Regions from separate parts of the Mus musculus genome. Here region 2 is linked to region 1. The links are chromatin loops, found by intact Hi-C in ENCODE. Cell type or tissue: heart. All regions are shown on one strand. Each heading gives the region's core, and the rest is flanking DNA. Links, peaks and the distances in the headings are about the cores only.

Region 1 (11,862 bases), core at 1,660-9,659:
TGAGTCTCACTGACTAGCTTTGGAAAGCCTGGAACTTGCTATGTAGATCAGTCTGGCTTCAAACTCACAAGAGATCCACCTGAGTGCTGGGATTAAAAACTGGGACACCCACTATACTGGAAGGAAACTTTTTGATATCACCTGTGTAGGTCAGCTTCCTAGTTAGCACTCAAGAAAATATCTGGCCAGTTATCCATATTCAAGTTGGACTATAAGATAGTGAAATGCATAGGTATTTGAAATTTTTGCTTTTTAATTTAAAGAAAGTAATTGGAAGTTCACTAATTAAAAAATAAAACAAAAAATTTAAATATGTTAATTCTATCTATCTATCTATCTATCTATCTATCCATCCATCCATCCATCCATCCATCCATCCATCCATCCATTTATCCATCTATAATTTTTTTAAAAACCAGCTCTCAGAATATAGCCCCAGGCTGTATTAAAGACATAGTCCCTGTTGTCTGTAGGTCAAAAACATTACCGGTATTTCTAGTTAATCTATATTGCCTCTGGTTTTTTAGCAAAAGAAACATGAATGCCAAAATAGATTTTTATTTGTTTTAAGATGCCCATTCATTCATTCATTCATTTACTCATTCTTTCATTTATATTTAAAAGAGTAGAAAGCTTTGTTACCTGCATCAGGCAGAGTGAACAAAGAGGTTCTTTCCAAAGTGGTCGCTTCTTCAACAAAGCATTTCAAATTTTATGTTAGCACCTATACTTACATATGTGGGAATACACTTTAGAGGCGGGTACATTTGCATGTGTAGTTTAAGGTCATAGTTCAAGAAGGGAAGATGGATAGATTTAGGGACATACTTAGTTTACAGGATGAAACACTTACTGGAAAGGTTAAAATGGTAGATGAGAACATTTGGGCATGTTCAGCTTATGTTAAAAGGTGGCAGACCAGAATTCCTCTGGACATGCTTACCCACCTCCCCCCTGTACCCTCCCCATCTAATATGTGCTCATATTAGAAGGTGTCAGAGAAGAGCTGCTTGTATTGTTGATGAGACTCCTTCTCCTTCTTGTATAAAACAACAAAACTTGCCCCTTAACTCCTTTTAAGGATCTTAGATACTAACTGGTGACTGACTGTAGTGCGATTCACTGGAACATTTGGAATAGAGGGAATAATGATCCATAGTGCCACCATGTGGTTGCAGAGCAGACCAGCCAGAAAGTACCTGGCTGGACTGAAGTTTGGAGTAGTTTGTGTACTTAGTAATAAATAGCTTTTGCAGACGAACTGTATAGACTAGGAAGATTGTCTTATTTGAAACCAATTTAAAAATCTGGGTAGATAATAGTTTATTCTCAAGCATTGTTCCTCGAATGGATAAGAATGCCATTTAGTGGTATCCCATTCTTTAGGGACCCACACATTTCATGCCTTATAATGCAAATGTACAGACATCATTTGGGGATGGATACAAACAATTTTTTAATGGTTTAAGAGATAATTGCCCTTACTGGCTTACTAAGTAGAAACCTCATGCCAATAGCAGGTGCTATATTTTGTTCTCCTTTTCTAACAGTATTTTCAGATAGAAAGGCTTAGTTGCTTAGTTTGAGATTTGGAGTTTCAGTTGATAGCATGGGAATTTAAGATTGACTAAAGTAGATAGTGTATGTTTTATGGTTGTGCCCAGTTCTTGATTGAAAAACATGTTTGTAATTTCACACTTTCATTTTTACAATATTTTCACTTAAGCTGCTTTCAAAATTTCAAACTGTGTGGTAGAAGAGTTCAATTCACAGCAACCACAGGGCAGCTCAGAACCATTGGTAAGGGGATCTCCTCTGGTGTGTCTGACGACAGCAGCGGTGTACTCATAGAAAAGAAAGAATTTATGATTCTGTCTTCCATGTTGAAAGAGGGGTATCTCTTGCCATTCGAAGAAAACTGACTAGTATAAATGAGTCAGTTCCTTGAAAACTGGCCCCTTGGGTGTATTTAGATGACAGCCTCTCCTTCACCAGTCATAAGGGGTGCTCTTTTCTGACTCTCTCACCTTTGTTTTCATCATTTTTTTTTTTTTTTTTTTTTTTTTTTTTTTTTTTTTTTTGGTTTTTTGAGACAGGGTTTCTCTGTATAGCTCTGGCTATCCTGGAACTCACTTTGTAGACCAGGCTGGCCTCGAACTCAGAAATCCGCCTGCCTCTGCCTCTGTTTTCATCATTTTAAGTAATTTAAAATTAACAGATATTTCCTTATGTTAATGTAGATCACATCAGGAAAGAAATAGTTTGTGAGCTCTGTAAATTCTGCAGGAGTTCAAATAAGCTGAAAAAATTAGTTTTGATATGTACTTTAAAAAAAGTATATTTGAACATAGTGGAGCATATGTCCTTCTTACTGGTTGGGACATCTTCTGGATATATGCCCAGGAGAGGTATTGCGGGATCCTCCGGTAGTACTATGTCCAATTTTCTGAGGAACCGCCAGACTGATTTCCGGAGTGGTTGTACAAGCCTGCAATCCCACCAACAGTGGAGGAGTGTTCCTCTTTCTCCACATCCTCGCCAGCATCTGCTGTCCCCTGAATTTTTGATCTTAGCCATTCTGACTGGTGTGAGGTGGAATCTCAGGGTTGTTTTGATTTGCATTTCCCTGATGATTAAGGATGTTGAACATTTTTTCAGGTGCTTCTCTGCCATTCAGTATTCCTCAGGTGAGAATTCTTTGTTCAGCTCTGAGCCCCATTTTTTAATGGGGTTATTTGATTTTCTGGAGTTCACCTTCTTGAGTTCTTTATATATATTGGATATTAGTCCCCTATCTGATTTAGGATAGGTAAAGATCCTTTCCCAATCTGTTGGTGGTCTTTTTGTCTTATAAGTGGATGCTCACAGTCAGCTATTGGATGGATCACAGGGGCCCCCAATGGAGGAGCTAGAGAAAGTAACCAAGGAGCTAAAGGGAACTGCAACCCTATAGGTGGAACAACAATATGAACTAACCAGTACCCCGGAGCTCTTGTCTCTAGCTGCATATGTATCAAAAGATGGCCTAGTCGGCCATCACTGGAAAGAGAGGCCCATCGGACACACAAACTTTATATGCCCCAGTACAGGGGAACGCCAGGGCCAAAAAGGGGGAGTGGGTGGATAGGGGAGTGGGGGGGGAGGGTATGGGGGACTTTTGGGATAGCATTGGAAATGTAAATGAGGAAAATACCTAATAAAAAATTTTAAAAAAAGTATATTTGTATATTCAGCAGTAACTTTTGGGTGTACTTGCTACTTATAAAACGCAATTGTCATTATAAGCTAATATTTTATATGTGTCATATTTTTTTCCTTTCTAAAGAGAATAACTTTGGCCAGTGATTTAGCTACTTGGGTTTTTTACAGTTGTGATCCACTGAAATGAAGGTCTTTCATTGTGTGGCGTGCTCTTTGCCAGAGTTACTTAGAAGTAGGTATTGTCCCTTTATTAAACTGAAAATAAAACTAACGTTATGATTAGGATACTTGCCTGTTTTTGTAGCTCTTATAAGCAGAGGGAAATATTTACCAAATAATACATACTTCATGCTTAAAAATCAGAAATATTTGTCTTTAAGAAGAAATATCTGGTTTATAATATAGATCCCTAGTTATATATATGCATGTCATTTCCAGGATGACCAGTGAGTACTACCAATAGCTTTAAATATATGATTTCACCTATATTAACTCTGACATAGTTAGAGGAGGAACCTGTCTATATTTAAACTTTGCATTTCTAGAAACTTTCATTCAACACATATCTTTCATCCACCTTGAACTTTTCATTAATCTATCATTGGCCTTGTGTAGGAGCACTGTAATCTTAATGAAATAAGTAATGTGCAAATTCAATAGAGAAGTTCTCAGTTTCTTGGTAATTAATGATACAACATATCTTAACTTCACTGAGTTTAATTTTGCATAGCATTGTCAATGGGCTGAATATTGGAACATTTGTTTCTGATAAACATGGAGACCTTTTATTTTATTTTTTTGCTTTTTTAATTAATTAATTAATTACCATTCTAAATGCTGTCCCCTGCAACCACTCCTACCCTCAGAGGCCCTTTCCCCATTTCCCCTTTTCTCCCCCTGGATATCTTGATAGGCTTATTTAGGAATTTGAGCAAGATGTTTGGCTTACCCTTTGAAGAAACAAACCATTTCAATTCAAAGCTAACTCACTAGCTGTGGCAGCCCAGACAGAGGGCCATTCAGTGAGATTCCCTTTTAATTCATCTTTAAGAACTTAAAGTAGCAGCCGTCTCAGGGGGAATTAGAAGGTGCATTACTACTGAACTTTGGTAAATGCAGTCAAGTCAGAGACATCCCCACTCATGTGCCTGATCTCAGGTGGATGCTTTTCCCTAGCAAGGGGAGTGGGTTAGTGTAAGAAAAACATTTTCCATGAATCTTTTGAGGTATTTCTTAAATAATTGCCTTTTTAAATTTATAAAGTAGTTAGATTGAGATATCTGTTAAGTTAGCACAGAGAGTAATGCTAAATTTTACTTTTCGGGTTAAGGTTCAAGTAAATTCCTAGTTGTAATACTCTTAAAGGAAAGAAATTACTAGAAATTTGTCTTAGTCAAATCTATACTCATGTTTTGAGTTCAGTGTTTTTATTTATTTATTCATCAAGACAAAATGATAGATGGTTTTAAATTAGTGCTCAGCAGTTATTTTTATACCTTTTGGTGTTATTTACTGACTGTATGGCATAGATAGGTGGTGCAAGTCAGATGTACGAGAAATCCTAGTAAGTGCACTTAATTATTTTCTTAACTTTAGTACTCAACTTTTGTTTGCATATTGTTAACATTTTTTGGATTTCTTAAATAGCCCATTAGTTTGTTGAAACATCCCCTCTTAGGTTACTTCTGACACCTACCAGCAGGGGTCACTGTAGTGCCAGGGCTCCTTGCTTGCCTGCCCTATAGTTTCAGTGTTGCTTACTGGATGGTTTGGTGTGACTTTGAACTCTTAACTGTTCTTAGAGAGTTTATAGTCTCTATCCTTGAAAGAGGATTGAGTCTGCTTTCAGCTCAACCTCCCAGTTAGTTTTGAAAGCAGTGGAAATAACCTGATTGGTGCAGGGTTTGATGTCTGCGTATAGGAGCTTCTCTTTGATTAGTTGCTGTGCTAACCTTTTTTTATTTTTATTTTTCTGAGACAGCCCTGGAACTCAATATGCAGACCAAGCAGGCCTCAAACTCATGGAGTTCTTTCTGTATGCCTCTGCCTCCTGAGTGCTGGGATTAAAGGCATGTGCCACCACTACCAGGCTGTGATAACTATCAATTATTTTAAATTCTGTTTATAAGTATATTTAGAATGATATGTAATAACTTACAAATTATCAGTTGCCAAAGTCCAGCATACTAACCTACACACTATTGTTTTTATTTGAATTCTTTGCTCATGAGAATTTACTCAAGATAGCAACTGAAAATGTATTTCTTGACTTTGGAAAAAAAAAATGAGTCCTTGACTTGAATTTGACAATTTCTAAAATTCAGTGTTAAAAGCTTGGTAGTATTTGCTTATGTAATTCAGCCACCAAGTTAAGATCACACAAAGTTTATATGAATATTGGTAGCTGCATGATTTAGCAAGTGCTCTCAACCTTCCTTACCTTTTCCCCCATTTAATTTTTTTTTATTTTGAAAAATTTATACATAGAACCTTGGAATAAATATTGTAGGGATCACCTGCATATTCACTTCATAGGTCTAATGTTTTCTGTTTGTTCCTTATGTACATGATTGTGGACTGTTGGTAATTAAGTTGCAGACACCATAGCACTTGACTCCTAAGTATTTCAGCAGTCATCTCCGAAAAAAATTAATAGGGAATAGCATTGTTTGTAACCACAATTATAGGAAATGATAATCAAGATTATGATTTCTAAGGAATTTTAGCAGTTTATTTCTAAACAATATTTTTATTTGCATATTTACGAAAGTTGCATTCTAATAATTAAATCATTTGAGAGATAGAATGGCACTCCATTCTGTATCCTCCAGGACACCTTCGACCATTTAGTGTTTTACTGTAATCTCGCTTACTACCCAGCATTTCCCTTTACCACCTGACAAATTTTCTTCCCTGCCCACCAGATTGGCAGCTGCGAGAGGCAGGCCTGAACTTTGTTGTCAGTAGTCCTTGATGGGCAGCATAGCCCAACCTCTGCATCTTAAAAGTTTGCCCTACCATGCTTTGTTGTAGCCTTTAGGTACACTTTTAATCCCAGTACCTGGTAGGCAGAGGGAGGCGGATCTCTGTAAGTTCAAGGTCAGCCTGGTCTACATAGTGAGTTCCAGGTCAGTCTGGCTACACTGTGAGACTCTGTTTCAAAAGTAAGATCAAAGCTGGATAGAATGGGTAGAGAACAATGGAACTGCTTCCAGCTTAAGGAGATAAAATCAAATGCAGATTCTAACAAGGGATCGAGAATAATCTGTGGTTTCTGGATGTGTTTCTACCTCAGAGAGACCCAGTAGCCCAGCTCTCCTCCTGACCACAGCATTTACTGAGAGTTGTCTTTCTTCCACTTCCTTAGCATGCACTTGTGTGGCTTGTTTCCATGAATAACACATACCCTTGAAGCAGGTGAACTGGAATCTGGCTGATGGCCACAGGTAGACTGTACACTTCTCATCAGAAATTTAACACCCCTCCCCCAAAGTCTCTGAATTCTTTAATATTTTGTGGTGTGCTTATGTCAGAACATATAAACATGTCTGTTTATAGATGTTATCTTGTGCACACCTATAGATATTTTCTGCTTATTTTAGGAAGAAAGGAAATTTGACCTAATCAGCTTTCATATATTTTATTAGAAGTCACTGCATTCATTTTATTACAGGCATCTGGATTTGTAAATGTGAAGAAAATTGACTCACCTTTAGTGTGGAAACTGGTGGTGATTTTAGGAATTTCTAACCAAACAATAATTCCTTTATACCACACTTAAAATTATCCTGATTGTAATTTTTTAAACTGTTAATTTTTTAGTAAGACCACAGAATGGCCAATATAATAGTTTTGATGTAATTTTTGATTCAAATATGAAGCTAAGAACTGTGTGGTTAGTGATACTGTGTGTGTGTGTGTGTGTGTGTGTGTGTGTGTGTGTGTGTTACTTGAAACTGCTCATCAGTAGTCAGGATCTTGGTCTCTGCTGTTTCGTAGTTATTCGACCTTGGACAAGTATTTTAACTTCATCCACTCTTGTATCTAACTGAAAAGTAGTTAATACAGGTTATGCTTCTGTGACAGTGTTGTTGATAAGCAGGGCAGCAGTTTGAAAACAGCACCCTGGATAGTGGGAGTTGGTGGGTTGTCACCGTGTGTATTAGATCATCTTTTACTGTCCCTACAGACCTGCCAGTGACTCTGAAAAGTCACTTGAACTATTTCATCTTTAGTATTTAGATGAGTAAATAAACAGTTTAAGCTTTAAAATAGGAATCTTATTAATCCTTTTATTGGGTAAAATTGTGTTTTATGCTTTATAATAATTAAAGACTTGTTCAACTAAAAGCAAGTAATAGCAAAAATGTTTTAATGCATATTTTAAGCTCTTAGCTAGTTTTGAAACTTTATAGATTTTATTGATAAACAATACTTTGATGACAGATGTTTGGAAAGTTTATGGCAGTTTTTGAAGGCTGAGCAAGTAGGATTGCTGAGCGGAGGTTGGAGACATCTGGTCAACATAGCAAGATGCTGTCTCAAAAAAATGTTTACAGCATTTTTTAAAGCATCTGCTCTAAAAACAGCCCTTGGTAGAACTTTAGTGGTCTTAAAATCTTGTGTAGGAAACAATAATCCAGTTTGGGCCTCATACCCTTTTATAGCTTGGTCGTCACAAAGTTAATAGAATGCAAGATGAATGTATTGTCTGCAGTCTCAGGGTTAGTGTCTGCATTCTCTTCTCATGTTTCCATTCGTTCCTACTTGGACATCTGCGTCTGCAAATCCAAATACTCCCAAATCTGAAATGTGGTGTTGGTAAGTTGTTGGTGAAAATAGTTGGATTTCAGGGCGTTTTGGGTTTCAGATCCACAGCTGAAGATTATCCACCTTGCACCTGCTGTCTTCACTTTGCGTTTTGTGTGTTGTTTTCTTCCTTGTAACACTTAGTTCCTAGATATATATGACACCGGAACAGCCTTTTATTCTTCACACAGATCTCCTTAACCATCAAAGTTTTACTGCTTCTTACATTACAAGTAACCCTGAACGAGTGTAGAGCTCTGTCTGCGTGTCTGTATGTTTTCCTTTTAAAATAGTGTGGGGAAGGAGGTAAAGGAAGGAATGGCTCCTAGAGTTGTCTTTGAAGATACTGCAGATACTTTTTGGAAGTTCTTTAGCATATAAAAATTTCCATCAGTGTTTTCCTCATTTTAAAAGTGTGCAAGAGGCTGGGGATGCATCTGAGTGGTAGAACATTTACAGCAGGTGTGTGTATGGCCACAACCTGGATTCTCAGCCCTGTTAAAAAAAAAAAGGAAAATGGAGGAGATGAAGGAGAAAAAAACCTGCAAAAACCTACTACAGTACTACAAAATTTGAAGGACTCTCTATAAAGCAGAAAAGAAAAACTTTCTATATAAGTGGCAGCAGAGGAAAGAGGGACGAGTTTTCAGGACTGCTGTGACCTACCTGCCGGGTGGCAGCTTAGGGAAGATTGAGAGCATCTCCAGGCATTCATTGGTTGATTGTGCAATGTTTTTTTGTTTTTTGTTTTTTGTTTTGTTTTTTTCCTTTTTCTTTTTTTGACAGGGTTTTTCTGGTAACCCTGGCTGTCCTGGAACTTACTATGTAGACCAGGCTGGTCTCAAACTCACAGAGATCTGCCTGCCCATGCCTCCTGAGCACTGGGAGGCACACACCATTTGGGCACGGGCCAAAATGTGCAATTCTTAAGATACATTTTTACTCTTTGAAAAAAAAAAGTTCTATTTTGCTGTAAAATAGTCCATTTTCAGGACTGGCATTTCTTTTTAAGTTATTGCCAGGCAATAAGTATATTTTATTGCTAAGATTAAAAGTCTGAATATGTATGCATTGCTTTTATATAGAGTTCTTCAAATATTTTTGTAAGCTACTGGTGTTTATAGTCTTCATGAAATGATATAAGCCATTGAGATCCTTTTCTTTTTATGCGTCTTTAGGAGCTAAGTCCTTACATATGTCAACAGTCAGGTCCTGTTGGTGTGACATTTTAGTTAGTGAGTTGAGTTGACTCTCCACCTTCTCTTTCTTAAACAGAGATGTGCTCCTGCATCTATCCGCCTCATGGACAACCAGCAGTTCCAGTTTGGTGAGTAAAGTACAGCAGTTTGGAAATGTGCTGTTAGCCCAGGGTTTCCAGAGGACAGTGGCGCATGCCATGGCACTGCCCGTCACAGGCTCCCAGCCTAAGGAGAACTCAGCCTTGTAAGCGAGGGCAGCAGGGGAGGAGGGCTGTGGGCAGCGCAGGGACTGGGCTTGTGGGGATGCTAGGCTTCATTCACGGAGCTTTTCCAAGGTGGAAGAGGAACGAACACAAGGAAATGCTTCTGTAAGAGGCTGCACGTGATCTGCATCTAAGGGGAGATGGAGGTCTGTGGGAGCCGTCTGCCTTACCAGGCTTGATCCCCTGTTGGCAGAGCTGGACTTGTGAGAGCACAGTAGCATGACTTAGAGCTTTTCAGATGTTTGTGTGGTAATTAACCTGTCTGCAGTAGGCTTTCTCTGTGGAGGGGGCGTCAGTCATCTTTGCCTCAGAAAGCTCTTTCTGACGGTCTTACTCAGGGTGAGTTAGGAGGAGCTGGACTGGAGGTGAAGCTTCAGGTGGTGTAACATGAGCGTGGTGAGTCTGAAGTGCCCTGAGCAGAGTGACAGCCGAGGAAAAGGGGCAGGTCTTCAGGACCGCCATCCGCCTGCTGGGTGGCAAGCTTATCGAAGACTGAGAACATCTCCAGGCATTAATTGGTTGATTGGCAGTGGGGTTTTGGAGTTACAGTGGATTTGGGGTGTTGCTGGAATATTTGTAACCATGCCCTGGGGTCGGCTATGATGTTTTTGTTTGCTTTCTTTATTGGTATATAGTTATTATGCATTATATTGGCTTTCATACTGAGAATGTCTTTCAACTATATCATATTTTGATCATATGCCATATATCCCTCCCCTTTGGCCATCCCCTTTTCCCCTTAGGCTATAGCATTTTTAATTCCTTGGTATCCATTGAAGATTCTGTTTGTATATTCTCTAATGGCTTCATGATTAAGCAATTAAAAGAGGGATTCTTAGCACAGCAAGTGTAATCCAGTGTCCTGCACCAGCCATGTTGCTGATTGATGAATGTTTATGTCATACTGGTTAATGAGGTATAAGGCTTATTATTAATTGTGATGTTTTTTATTTCTCCTGGTTCAACCCTTAATAAAATATACTGAAATTGTCTATTTTCAGTATATTGACATGATCTACATATTTACTTTATGGATGAGGCTTCTCAAATGTAAGGAATAGTTTTATGTTTTTGTATCTCTTGCCCTGATCACATGTCGTACATTTAAGTGTTGGTTGAATTAATCATTGAACTGGCAAAATAGAGTGAACAACTCCTCGGTAGCTATAGCACAACACTGAGCACATTGGTAATATCACAGTTTCTCATATACCACCTTTTAGCTGCACTTCAGTGTTGAATCTACAGGCTATGAGTGGTAGAGTTGTGGTCAAACTCAGTTTGTCTGATTCCAAAGTTCCATGCTTTAGCTGTGTCACGTCACTTCAGAAATACATTGTTAACAAATCCTTTAAAAGAATTAACATAGCACCATGAAGTTGATGCTGTATGCTAATCAATGCTACTTATACTTTCTGATTAAGAAATGTAGAAATTTATTGTAAAGTTAAAGAACACTAACCAAAATATATTTGGCATGTAATAGTTTGATAGGCAACAATAACAATTAAAAAAAAAGGTAGTGATGTCTTCAAGTTATTATTGATGGTCAACACCGTTAGTATCACTTATATAATAATTGATTTAATTCAGTATTATGTATACGTGTGGCTGACTTCTATCATTGTAAGGGCAATGATGCCGTTCAGAGTCAGCAGATTAAGGTGATCATGGATCCCTACGGATTATTTACATAGAATTAGTAACATTTGGAGTTTTAGTGCATTGTAAAAGGATAAATGGATTTGAAGACTTGTATAAAGCATAATTTAAGTCTTTTGTAAGAAAGACATACTCAGTACTTTAGTGGTACTGGTGATAAAAGCTAGGCTTCAGGCTTGCTATGCAAACATTCTACCCCTGAGTGATATCTCAGCCCTCCTTTTACTTTTTGAGGTGGGATCTTAAGTTGCCCAGCCTGGCCTTGAACTCAATCTTAGTTCAGGTAGGCCTTAAACTTTCAATTCTTCTGCCTCATCCCCTGGAATATCTGGGAATACAGCCCTGAGCCCCAGGTAGTACGTTTATGTGTTTAATTTCTGTTATTAATATAGAATGGGTCCTAATTGTTTAAAAAGAAAAAAGAAGCATTCTGATGATGTGCTATTTCCAAGTTTATAGGTGCTAAAATTATTTTTAAAAGCATAATTATCCTGGAGAAACATCTATAAAATCTTTCAGGAAAGAAAAAATTCCTAAACAAATCAACGTTTGATTCAGGGGCTCAGACACACTGCTGAGTTGGTCTCTGTCCACTCCTGTTCATTTTCTTTGCTTGCTACCTTGTTCATCTCCTCTTTTTAACTGTCTCAGCCAGTCAGGGCTGTCTCTTGGTCTCTGCATAAGACCTAGTTTACTTAGTCTTTGCCTAACCTAGTTTCCTCACTACA
Region 2 (11,862 bases), core at 2,062-10,061, 80 kb after region 1:
AAGGAAATAGATAATTTAAAATGCAAAGGCATCCATGTGGCGCAATGCATTCTGCTCTCTGGAATTCCAGATTCCTGCCATCAATTCTACTCTTCTTCGTAATTTCCTTCATCTTTTGCTTTTGAAAAATGTGTCAGGCCACACTTGAATCAAATAGAAAACTCCTTCTGTTCTTAAAATTATGACCCGTTTCTGTCTTGTATTCTAAAATATTTATCCATTCTAGCATGTATTCTAGAAATGCACCCCCCACCCCGGGACTACTGAGTCCCCAGCCACACCACAGCAGTGGTCTCCCCCCCCCCCCCCCATCTTGTAGGGCTATTATAGTTTACTTTCCCTTCAAGATTGTTTGCCTATTTTTTTCTGCGGAATTTTCATACTTTAAAATTGCTAGAGTCTGAGCCACCCTGTCTGGCTTATCTAATCCCATTTATGATCCTATAACCTTGAAACTTGCCACAACCTGGCGTGCCAACAGCAGATCCTAAATACATAGGGTGGTGTGTTTGCTTTGTGGAACAGGAAATTAGTCAAACGGTTACTTTTCCGCAAATGTTCATAATTCCTCGTGACATTTACAAGCCCAGGAGTAGTGCTTAGACGCAAAAACAATTTCAGAACACCTCAGGGAGAAGCGAGCGGTTATCAACAGCAAGGCCGCTGCACTTTAGTGTTCGTAAGCGTCCATCAAGGGCTTGGCTGCAGCGCCAAGGAGAATCCACAGGTGCCAACTCTGCCGCCAGCCAGCATGGGTTAATGCGACCTTGCTGTGTGAAGTCCAAAGAGAAAAGAATGTATCAGTGTCTTAATCCTTCTCAGCTGGTGCAAGCCCAGGCCCGGGGCAGACGTTTATACCACTGCCTTTGTGATCACAGTAAAGCTTAAAAAAAAAAAAAAAAAGGGAGCAACATCTGGGGTTTTCAGTCCGCTCAAAGGAAGGCTTTTTATGGTGAGAATCTGAGTTGTTCCAGTCGCTAAAGAAGGGAAATTCTCATCTAAAAGAACAACAAAAACCCAACTCAAACGCTTTGGTGGTAAAGTACAAGGCGATAAGGTCTCTGTTTCCTAGGTGTTAGACTTGGCAAGCCAGACAGCGCCAGGGTGGAGTGGAGATTGCGCTGGCCGAGCTCAGACTCAGTGGTGCAGATTGTCGGCTCTGCAGGAGGCCCGCAGCGGCCATATGTGCGGAGCTGAGTGAGATGGGATAAACAGCTGCTGCCAGGAGTCTGACGCCTGGCAAGCAGGCTGGCCCAAGCCCTCCTGTTTCCAAAATCAAAATCACCAGAGGGATTCCCCTTCCTGCAGTTCCAGCCAGTAGTTTTATAAAACCATAAAGCACCGCTGTATTGTGGTTTGTAATAATCCCTTACATTTGTAAAGCATTTTACAGTTTACTAAGCACTTTACAGACGTTATTTCATTTGAGCCTTCTAACGGCCCTGGAGAGCAGCAAGGCGCAGACACAGCGATTGGCTATCCAAAGATGGAGAAAGGGAGTCCCAGACAAGGATGCCACGAACTGGGTGTGTCACTTTGGCCATTGTCTCCTCACATCTGACCTGGAGCTGCCCATGGATATGCGCTCCACCACCCTCCCCCTACCGCCCCCTTTTGGGAACTTGGAGGTCCAGGAAGTGATCGCAGCTAAAGTTATTGTGTGACTCCATTTGTTTTTCTTTTGTGTAAGCATCAGAGGCTCTGCCCTGGGTCTTTCCTTTTAAGACAGCAGGGGAAGGAAGAAAGTTGGAAGGAGCTAGCAAGGAGTCAAGAGGCGCGGGGCATGCTGGGTGCAGGATCCTAAGTGCAAGGGACTTCAGAGCTGCTGGGTTCTCAAGTCAGCACCGCACTGCAAAGATCAGCAGAGATGACCTTCGCACAGAGGAAATGATTCACTGTCCCTTTGTTCTCCAAGGCTGTCACCAAAGCACACTGCAGAGAAACAGGCCCTTGACCTGGAAATCTCTGGGCTTGCTCTCATGTGTCACCAGACTTACTGAAAAACTCCACAGGGACATGTACTGAGATTCCCCCCTGACCGGTGAACAAACGGAGTGTGAACCCAAGCTTGTTCAAGCCTCTGAGATGGAAGAAGGCATGGTAGACTCTGCAGCTCTTAGCTGCCATGACCCTTCCTAAAGCAATCAGGGGGCGAGGAACGCTACACATTTTGGCTTTAGTGTCTTTACATCAATTGATGCCAGCACAAGACTTGTACCAGGCAAAGTTAAGTAGGCGTGAGGATTTTTTTCAAGGCTGTTGCAGTTGGTGAGAGGCCAGAACTCAGTCTGGATTCAACTCTGCTGAAGCGGGGATAGGATTTTTAAGCAGTGGGGTGAGAAGGAGATTGAGCCGTCTGTTTGTTAAGTGGCTTCAGCCAAAGGAAGCCACCTTCTCATGTCTTCTCAACAGATGGTAGTCCCACTATTTTGATGCCAGGAAAGTTGGGCTCCCCTCCCCACACCACAGAATAGGGTACGGGGTTCAGATGTAAGAAGGATGGTCTCTCCTTTGATGATTGTGTTTCAAGCTGTCACGCCTATGTCCTTGAGAAGACATTCTTGGGTTATAAAAACAAGCAAGAGACTTTAAAAATGATTTAAATTATCCCGTGTCAGGATTTAGAACGGGAGCAAACAAACAAACAGCCCGGGTGACGTTTAGCCATGCTGAGGTGTTTCAGAGCATGGATGTAGGTCTGAAGAGTGCCCGTTTAGAAGCTGGAGAGATGGCTTAGTGGTTAGGAACACTGGCTGCTCTTCCAGCTCTGTTCCTAGCATCCGCATGGTAGCTAGTAACCATCTGTAATCCACTTCCGGGAGATCTGACGCCCTTTTGTGGCCTTTGACTGAACTTCATACATGTGGGGTACAGATATAAATGCGGTCAAAACATCCGTATACATCAAAATAATTATCTACTAAAAAAAGAAAGAGAGAGATCTTTTCATAGAACTCCTCTGACAGTGCATAGAAGCAATACAGTGTCCACCCAGAGGATCTTTGTCTTCAGGAAGGATTACACAGCAGAGGTAAAGTCAAAACACTAAGTAATTTAGGCTTTTCCCCAAAGCCCAAGAGAGATACACTTAAAGGTACAGATATTTTCACAGGAAGAAGACTCCTTGTGAATGTCCATACCCCACTTAGGTTATAATTAGTTCGACAACCCTCAGGTGCACACCACATTCTGCCAGAAAACTCCGCTCCACCAAATCTCCAGTCGTTTACTCTGCAGAAGTCACCGGGGACGTTGACAAACTGGTTAGTGACAGCCATCAAACTTCAAAAAACATTAAAGCATGGAGGGCCTGAAATCTTATGGTTGGATCCACTTGCCAATATTTCTACCAAGTAAGAAGGTGCAACGTACTCTCCGCTCTCCTCCTGTGCCCGCCTCCCCATTCACTGACTACAGTGATGTCCAGCAATGATGTACCTTTGTTATTGAGAAGTATTTCCCAAGTTCACACGAACCCTTTCTCCTTTCCCTCTTTATCTTCTGTCACTCCCCTCCCTGCTCCTACTTGAAACAATTAGTCCCGTCTTCTTGTAGTTGGTTTCTTCTCTGCTCTGTCTTGGGAGGTAGCTTTAGGAGAGAAAGGGGTGTTCTGTCCTTCCTCTTGTGTGAGGCAACATGTCTGCCAAGTTGCCCATTCTTGTTGTGGTTCATAGGCCTGGAGAAATGGCTTGTTACAGTTAAATTGCATATTGTCTTTTCAAAGGAACCTCTTTCGGGGAGATGGCTTAGTGGATAAAGAGTTTCCTGGGTAAGCCTGAAAACCTGAGTGTGGGTCCCAGAACCCACATTAAACTGGATGCACTTGGAGTATCTCACACTCCTGTTTGGAGATGGGAGATGGAGGCAGGGGAATCTCCAGCCAGCCAGCTCTCCTATGCACTCACGGATAACAAGAGATCAAAACAAGGTAGGGGGCAAGAATGACACCTGGGTCTCTGACACAAGCAGTGTGGCACATCACTCTCTCTGTTTCTTCTTCTTCTCTCCCCCTTCCCGACTTCTCTCTCATACCGTTTTAAAGAAAAAAGTGAACGACTTTTGAAATCTACAGCAGACTCTGATTTACAGAAGATCAAGTATGAAGGGTCCAGAGAAGTTTGTACAAAATGAAGTAAAGACACTGAAGATCACTTTGTTGGCCACATCTAATGCTTCATGGGGCAAGTGTGAGCCCAAACAATATGAGATTATGCTAAGCTTTGTTCCAGGCAATCTTTTTGTAAGAATTCAATTGCTCTTTGTGTTATTTCTAAAATTAACTAGTTCTTAAAATACTGGGAATAGAAAGAACCCAGGGTCCTGGATTTTTAGGGAAAGGGCAAAAGACATGCTGGAGTATCCATAAGACATGGACTCTGACCTGAAGTTTAAAAGAGGTCAAAGGACCCAGACCTGCACAAGCTCACAGGGGGGAAACAGCTCAGTCAGCCATGGCCAGGCCTGTTGAAAGGATTAGCATGGGCCAACAGGCTCTGTAGGGAAGGCAAACAGACGTACAGAAATGTCTAACTGCGTAACTGTTGAAACTCCACACAAAATATAAGGGCAGAGCTGCCTGTTCATAAATTATTAGGGATTTAACAGCGTTGCTAGGAGAGGATTAAGCCAAGCATGTGTGGCCTTGTGTGATCATACTGGGCCCCACAACCACAAGGTGCACAGCCACAATGTGCTCAGTACCTCCCTCAAACTGCGAGGGTCCATCGACGTCAATTCCCTTGGCAAGGAGGAGAAGCTCACTGGCTTCATCACAGAGCAAGCATGTGGACAGAAGAAACGGGTGGGTGGTCCTTGCTAGGGTACTCCGAATAAGGCTCTCTTCCTGGCCGCTCTCCTTCCCTTCCCTTCAGAGGGTCATTCCCTTAGAGGACAGTTCAGCCATTGTCTGTGCTCGCCCTGGGGACACTTGACCTTGTGCAGACATTTCTCCTGCATTCCATTGCTTTTCCATCTCCTACCTTCTACCAAATACAGAGCTTTATAAGTGATTTTTTTTTTTTAAATGGCAAGTTTGTGGGCTTTTATTAGATGCTGTAATTTCAAACTGCGATTACATGATGTCTGGGTTTCCCCGAGCCCAAATTCAATATCCTGGAGCTCGGGCAGTTTTGTTGCCTGGCTTCAGCGTGCGCCTGGGGTGGGGCCCTGGCAGGGATGGGTGCCCATTCAGCCTCTTAAAATCTTCGGCTGTGGATGTGAGCTTAACCCAGCTTCCTTCTTCCTATTCTCTTGAATTATGTTTACTGGCCACTGTTACTTTGTGTGCTTACATGGTGGGTGGGAGTGAGGAAGATAACTTTTGGAAGTTAGTGCTCTCCTACTTTGGGTATGGGCCTTGAACGCAGGTCTCTAGGCTTGCATGGACAGCCGTTCCCTTGCTGAGCGACCTCACCAGCCCTACAGGGTGCATGACGTAATCAGCTCCCTCAAGTTCCTGCTGCTGTGAGTTCTCTGTCATGATAAAATGTAACCTCCAACCAGGAGCCAAAATAAACTCTTAAAGAAAAAAGAGAAAGAAAGAAAGAGAAAAGAAAAGAAAAGAAAAGAAAGAGAAGACAAACTCACATGTGTTCATTTTCACAGTCTCTGACTCCGCCTAGATTGTCCTTGTCATCGCAGTGTTCATGATGGAGCGATACATTTATGTTTTGCTACTGCTGAGCTGTAATCTGTTCCGAACTCATAAAGTGAAGGCAGAATAAAGCAAGAGGCCCTAGGACTGACCGCAAGGAGCCGGTGAAATCACCACCGTTTTCATGTGACGAGCGCCACACACTGGGCAGCGAGAGCTAATCTTTTGCTCTGCTTTTATTTCTGGGAAAGGGGACCCGTGGCATGGAGATGACCTCTCGAAAGTTGTGCGCGGCTCCCAGGGCATAGTAACCAGGCTGCCAGTGCCATTTCCACCCAGACAAGCACATTCCCATCTTCATGTTAGTAACATGACAGAGTTTTCAGATTTCCCGTTCATTTGTGGAAGGTGGGAGCTGGAACCCATGCTCTTTAAGATCCAGCTTTCCAAATTCGAGCACAGGATGCATGCAGATGGGTGCTGCCTAGTCAGCCCACAGCTGCCACATAGATTTAAAAAAAAAAGTGTTGCGCATCGGACTTTTGCTGTTTTATCCAGACATTTACCATAGCCAACCAGAGCACTGAGAAAGCTGAATGCTGAATTTCACACTCACTTGTGACTACCCCGCCCTCTGTCAGACTGACTCTGCAGCTTGCTACTGCATTCATTTCAAAGCTACTCAGAGAGAGGACGGCTAGGGCATCTGCCAAACAAGCAGATGATTCTGTTCCCTCTAGCAAAGGTTCTTTCAAGCCTTTCCCATGAGTTTTGAAGCCTTGAGGCCCCCTCTACTGGTGGAACTTGTAATCCATCAAATAGTTCGATTTGGTGAGCTGGGTAAAGAGGACTCCCAACCCTCAAACCAAATCAAACCAAACTAAACCAAAAAACAAACCACTCACATCAGATCAGCAAAGACTAGAATCGTAACAAAATGTGAACATTTCCCCTCCCACCCCCCACCAACTTTCAAGTTTGTAGACGAGAAATAGAAGTCTAGAAGGTTTCAAACCATTCTCTCATAAATCTGGTGGGGGACACTCAAGGACATTCGGCGGTTGCTGGCTGGCAAAGTGTGGAGTTATTTCTCTGGAGACAGAAGTCCTTGACACTTGCAAGAAATTCTGTGTTCTGTTCACCTAAACCAAGGATTCCTAAACTCTAACCACTCAGGCATCTCTGAGGTGCTCTTGTCAAAGCCAAGGGCAGCATGTGTTACGACTTACGAATTCTCTTCCACAAAGCCACCAATGAGATTCCCTCGGTGTTACTGTGTGTATCACACTTTAGATAGAGCTGAGGCAAGAGACCTCACGCTTGTGTTTATGGCTACAACAGTCATTATTACATCCTTTCTTTTATTCTTAGTGTTGTTGTTGTTGATGATGATGATGGGGCGTGTGCGAGCACATCTATGTGCATGTGTGTGCGACTGTGTATACAGCTTTCCAGAGTCAGCTTACTACTTCCACTGTGGGCCCTGTGTGTTGAACTCAGGCTGTCAGGGTGCTTTTGCCCCACTGAGCCATCTCACGGCCCACACCCTTAAAGGGGCAGCTGTCTCTTGTTTGTGTACCTGCAATTTCTGGTGTTCTTCTCTCTTTTCTACAAGTCACTCTTCATTCTATCCCCACATCCCTTTGCTTTAATCTTCATATTTTCTTTACACCCATGTGCTCAGGAAAACTCTCCCTGGGCACTATGTCTCAGTTTAGACTCAGCTCTGGGAAACCGCATTGAAGTCAAGGCACATTGGATGAATAAAAAGTCCTCTGTATTCCCGTCTTTCTCTGGAACTTGAAGTGAGAGTTTTTGTTTTTGTTGTTTTGTTTTGTTTTTGTTTTCCAATTTCACCCTTAGAGTCTGCTTTCTCTGAGGAATTGACACGTGAAAATGAAAGCTTAAAAAAAAAAACAAAAAAACAAAATCAATCCAAATGTTTAATTCATTATCCCTTGAGGAGCAGGGTAGAGGTGCCCTGATGGCAGCCATACCTGTGGGAGATGTGGTGATGAGAGAAAAGCTGTGTTTATGAAGTCTTTTTTCATGTTCAACATTCCTGGGAAACTAACACAAACTTCATTTCTCCAGTAATAAAGGTGACCATTGTTCTTCTCCTGCTGGGTGCATACACTCAGTTTTCAGTTAGTTCTGACCTGCAGCAGGTTACCACTGTGAAACCCCAGCTATTAACAGCTGAGTATGTGTTTAAAGCTGCCCCACAGAAGGCTGGTGTGGAAACCTCTCATCGTGATGTGTGCTCCCTGCTTCACCCATTGTGTCGTTTCTGTGGACTCTCAGTGAGTCCTTGGGGTTCCCTTGTAAAAATTAAGAGAACAAAACAAAGCAAAAATATTTTATGGTCATAAGAGCTCAGAAATATTTGCTTTAAACGTAAATTTTATAATAATGAGCCCAGTACATAAGTTATAAGCTCTTCTTGCAAAGACATGGATTCCACGGATTGAATTTTCATTTGGTAATATTTGCATAGTACTTTAGAACATAACACAATGATGTAGACATGGATTAAAAACTCAGCTGCAGCTCTGTACTTCTCCAAGCCTTTTTACTCTGTAGAAAATTAAGTATGTTCAATCTTAACGACAGCTAATCCTAAAGAAGACTAATATAAAAGACTCTGCACCCCATGGGGTGCAAGAGGGCGCTAGGCATTTATGGAAGCTCCCCAAAGGGGCTCTCTCTGATGGCAACAGATGGAAACCCCAGGGAGAGGCAGGTTCCCACTGTGACTGTCACAGGCCTCATGGTGGTGCTTTGGCAATGACATCAGCCAGGAGATCAGCAACTGGAATTTTAGATTTCATAGAAGGATTTTTGCTTTGGGGTGTGTGTGTGTGTGTGTGTGTGTGTGTGTAGGGGACAAGGTGGCAGTAGCAGTCGATAAAGCCTAAGGACAGACACTCTTTCCTGCATATTATATCAGTAAATCAGGTGACCAGCCAAGGACCACCTGTTTTGAATTTGCGTGGCCAACAGTTTAGGAGAAGTTGGGCTGGGTCAGTGGGGTACACCAAGCACCGAGGGAATTCTTAGAAAGAACTGAACTTTTATGTGGAGCTTTCCCTGTGGCCAGGGCTATCACTTGTTAGGGCCAAAGCTGAGATATCACATCAGGTAGATCATTTATCTGTTTATCTATTGTGGGGAAGGCCGGGTTGCTTCCCTGGCACACCGAGGTTTTTACTGCACATGAATTAGTGCCCTTGCCATCTTCATTTTCATTCTATTATGTCTGAGGTTTCCCTGAAAAAGCCTTACACTGATATGGAGGAAATGTGACATTTGCAGCATATGTTTTCCATACAAGCTTCTGATTATAGGGGATTAATATCTACCTTGTGTTTTGGTCAAAATAAAGTAGGCAGACTTTAGATTTAGGGATCATTAAAGTAGGTCAGTTTAACTTTCTTAAAAATGTAATTCTTATTAGTTCCTTGAGGATGTCATATGTCTTGATCATATTTACCCTCACTCTTTACCAAACTCTTCACAATCTAGCAACTGGCCCAGCATAATCTGTGCTGCTCATATACTCATGGGTGTGGCTGACCTACCAGGGACCACACCCTGTGTTTAATTTTCTATTTATAGATATTTAAGTGAATGTTATCCCAAGAAAATAGGGCTGGAAAGACAGCTCAGTAAAGTGTTTAGTGTGTGAGCATGCAGGCCTGGGTTCATTCCCAGATCCCATATGAAAAGACTTGGTGGGGTGACGCACACTTGGAGTCCCAGGGCCAGGGACATGGAGACACACAAATCCTTGGGACCAGCAGCTTAACATGTGAGTCCCAGGCCAGAGAGAGACCCTGCTTCAAAAAAAAAAAAAAAAAAAAAACCAACCAAACAAACAACAACAACAACAACAAAAAAAACAAGGTGACTGATATCTGGGAAGAGTGACACCCAAGGCTGTCCTTTGTCTTTCTCTTTCTTTCTTTTGTGTGACATGCATTCACTTGGCATGTGTACATTCCACCTATACACAAGTTTATTCTCTCTCTCTCTCTCACATACACACACACTCACACACACACACATACACACACATACACATGCACACATGCACACACACAGAATAAACCAATCTATTGAATTTCAAAAGATCATATGGTCAGTATTAATGGGGTCAGGTTTTCAGGCAAATGTCTTTACAAAGATTTTAAAATTTTTATTCTATATACCTGATACCTGATAATGAGTCTAGCTCTCAAGGAAGAGTGAATTACAAGAATATTTAGAAATATGCACAAGAATTCATCAACTCCTGGACGATACCACAAATGTACTAAAGAAAAGTTATCCTGCTGAGTGTGGTGGCACACACCTTTAATGCCAGCACTCAGGAGGCAGATGCAGACAGACCTCTGTGGGTTCAAGACTAGCTTGGTCTACAAAGCAAGTTTCAGGCTAGCCAGGGCTATATATTCAGACCATGTCAAAAAAGGAGAGAGAGAGAGAGAGAGAGAGAGAGAGAGAGAGGGAGAGAGAGAGAGAGAGAGAGAGAAGGAGAGGAGAGGAGAGGAGAGGAGAGGAGAAGAGAAGAGAAGAGAAGAGAAGAGAAGAGAAGAGAAGAGAAGAGAAGAGAAGAGAAGAGAAGAGAAGAGAAGAAGCAAAAAGAAAAGAACAAATTATTCTATAATGCCTGCTAAAACACATTTTATTCTAGGTGATGCCAGAGCACAACCTTCGCACTCTGATCACTGTGATAGAAGTTTGCATTTGAGGAGAGAGGTTGAGCTCAACTCCAAATACAGCGTGGATAAGTAGGAATTTAAGGCAATGGGTGAGGGTAGAGGTTAATAGCTGGATATTTTCTAAGAGGAAACCACAGTGGAAGAGAAGATTTGGCTAAACTGGCTGGGCAGGGTTTCCTTTGAGGCAGGCCAGGGTGATCCGACATCCAGGGAGAAGTTGGAGAGATGGAGCCAACTATACTTTGGAAACGATTAGATATGAAAGAGGAAGGTTCTAGCTGAATAACCTCATTGGAAGTTGTTAAAACTGGACAAGTCAGAAACAGGCACAGCCATCCAAAGCACAAGGCCTGCTGGGAAAGTCTGGGAGAGTCTATAAAGACTATGGTCAAAGGACACAACTCTTATCTGTGCTATGTGTGGACTGAGTGCTTTCAGACACCAAAAAGTCTGGCTCGAACAAATTTAAACAGCGAGATAATTCATCCCATTCTACAGGAGACTCAGAGGTTGACTCTAGCCCCAGGGTGGGATTACAGTAATTCAAAGACATCACTAAAGGCCCATGCTTTCTTTATTTCTCCAGTATCTTCAGAATATGGGTCTGGCGTCTGTTCTGGTCATAAGATGGTGACAGAAGATTCAGACCCACAATGTTCAAATAAAGAAGAGGGACTCTTATATCTCCCCCTTTTAATCAGTGAAGATGTCTTTCCCAGCAACTCCTAGGACGCTTCCCGGATCTTAGTAGGGAATGGCTCAGATGCCTACCTATTCCTACGCAAATAAGGAAAAGGTGGATTTCCGTGTGTCTGGCTTAGATCAGCACTTCTCAACCTTGGCTGCATGTTGGGAGCTGAAGAAGATGTTACCTGGATTCTACTCTCAGAACTGCTGCTTTCATTGTTCTGGAAGACCATATGGAGCGATTTCAATGGCTTCCCAGATGACTATAATGTAAGCCAGTGATTCTGAGAGCCATTGGATTAGACCCAATCAACACCCGAGACAGGGTGAGGAATGTGTAGTGGATCCGAAATCTCCATAATGAGTATTGCTTGTCAATGCAAAATTTAAAAGACGTATGAACACATATAAATTCACACATAGGATTGTGGTCTGGTTGGAGAGAATCCATATTTGTTAAAAGACCAGATGAGTGTGGTCTGCATTCAGAAGTCATACTGTTGTATTCTAAACCACTTGTAGTTACAGTTCTAACAATGTGAGCTTAGAATTTCTTTTGACGCTAACAAGGCATCAAGGGCAGTGATGGCAGCAAAGGGTTTTATATGTGCTCCTGTAATATGCTTTGCTTCCCCGTTATTCTGAGGTAGAGGTGCTTAAGACACAGAAGGCATGGTAGTAGTATCCTCTTTTCTTTCTGTAAGCTAGAGATGAAACTCCCACATGGAAAAGACCCTCTCTCAGACGGAGAGTCAAAGCCCAGGGAAGTGTGTACAAGCAAACCTTATCAAACTGCCATCTTTCTAGGATTTTTTTTTTCTTCGAGACAGGATTTCTCTGTATCGCTCTGGCTGTCCT

The links. A loop is a pair of places that touch in the nucleus more often than their neighbours do. Peaks named below come from ENCODE experiments on the same cell type or tissue, not always from the same donor. Only the 100,000 strongest peaks of a DNase experiment are listed, where the experiment ranks them.
Region 2: it touches region 1 in a loop (6-fold over the local background); 27 of 42 quality-filtered maps call a loop at or near these places.

The regions. Positions count from the first base shown.
Region 1 is chr2:75,878,831-75,890,692 of GRCm38, forward strand. Agps (alkylglycerone phosphate synthase) reads left to right here. Exons shown (of 20, transcript NM_172666.3): 12 at 9,286-9,337. Among named protein-coding and RNA genes, the nearest start is that of Gm34861, 53 kb to the left of the region's middle. In heart, for the core only: a CTCF peak has its summit at 4,895 (motif pointing right); no DNase peak of the experiment used is centred there.
Region 2 is chr2:75,958,863-75,970,724 of GRCm38, forward strand. No RefSeq gene overlaps it. Among named protein-coding and RNA genes, the nearest start is that of Ttc30a2, 13 kb to the right of the region's middle. In heart, for the core only: CTCF peaks have their summits at 5,784 and 6,389; DNase peaks (open chromatin) are centred at 5,829 and 6,279; H3K4me3 peaks cover 825 bases; H3K27ac peaks cover 2,349 bases.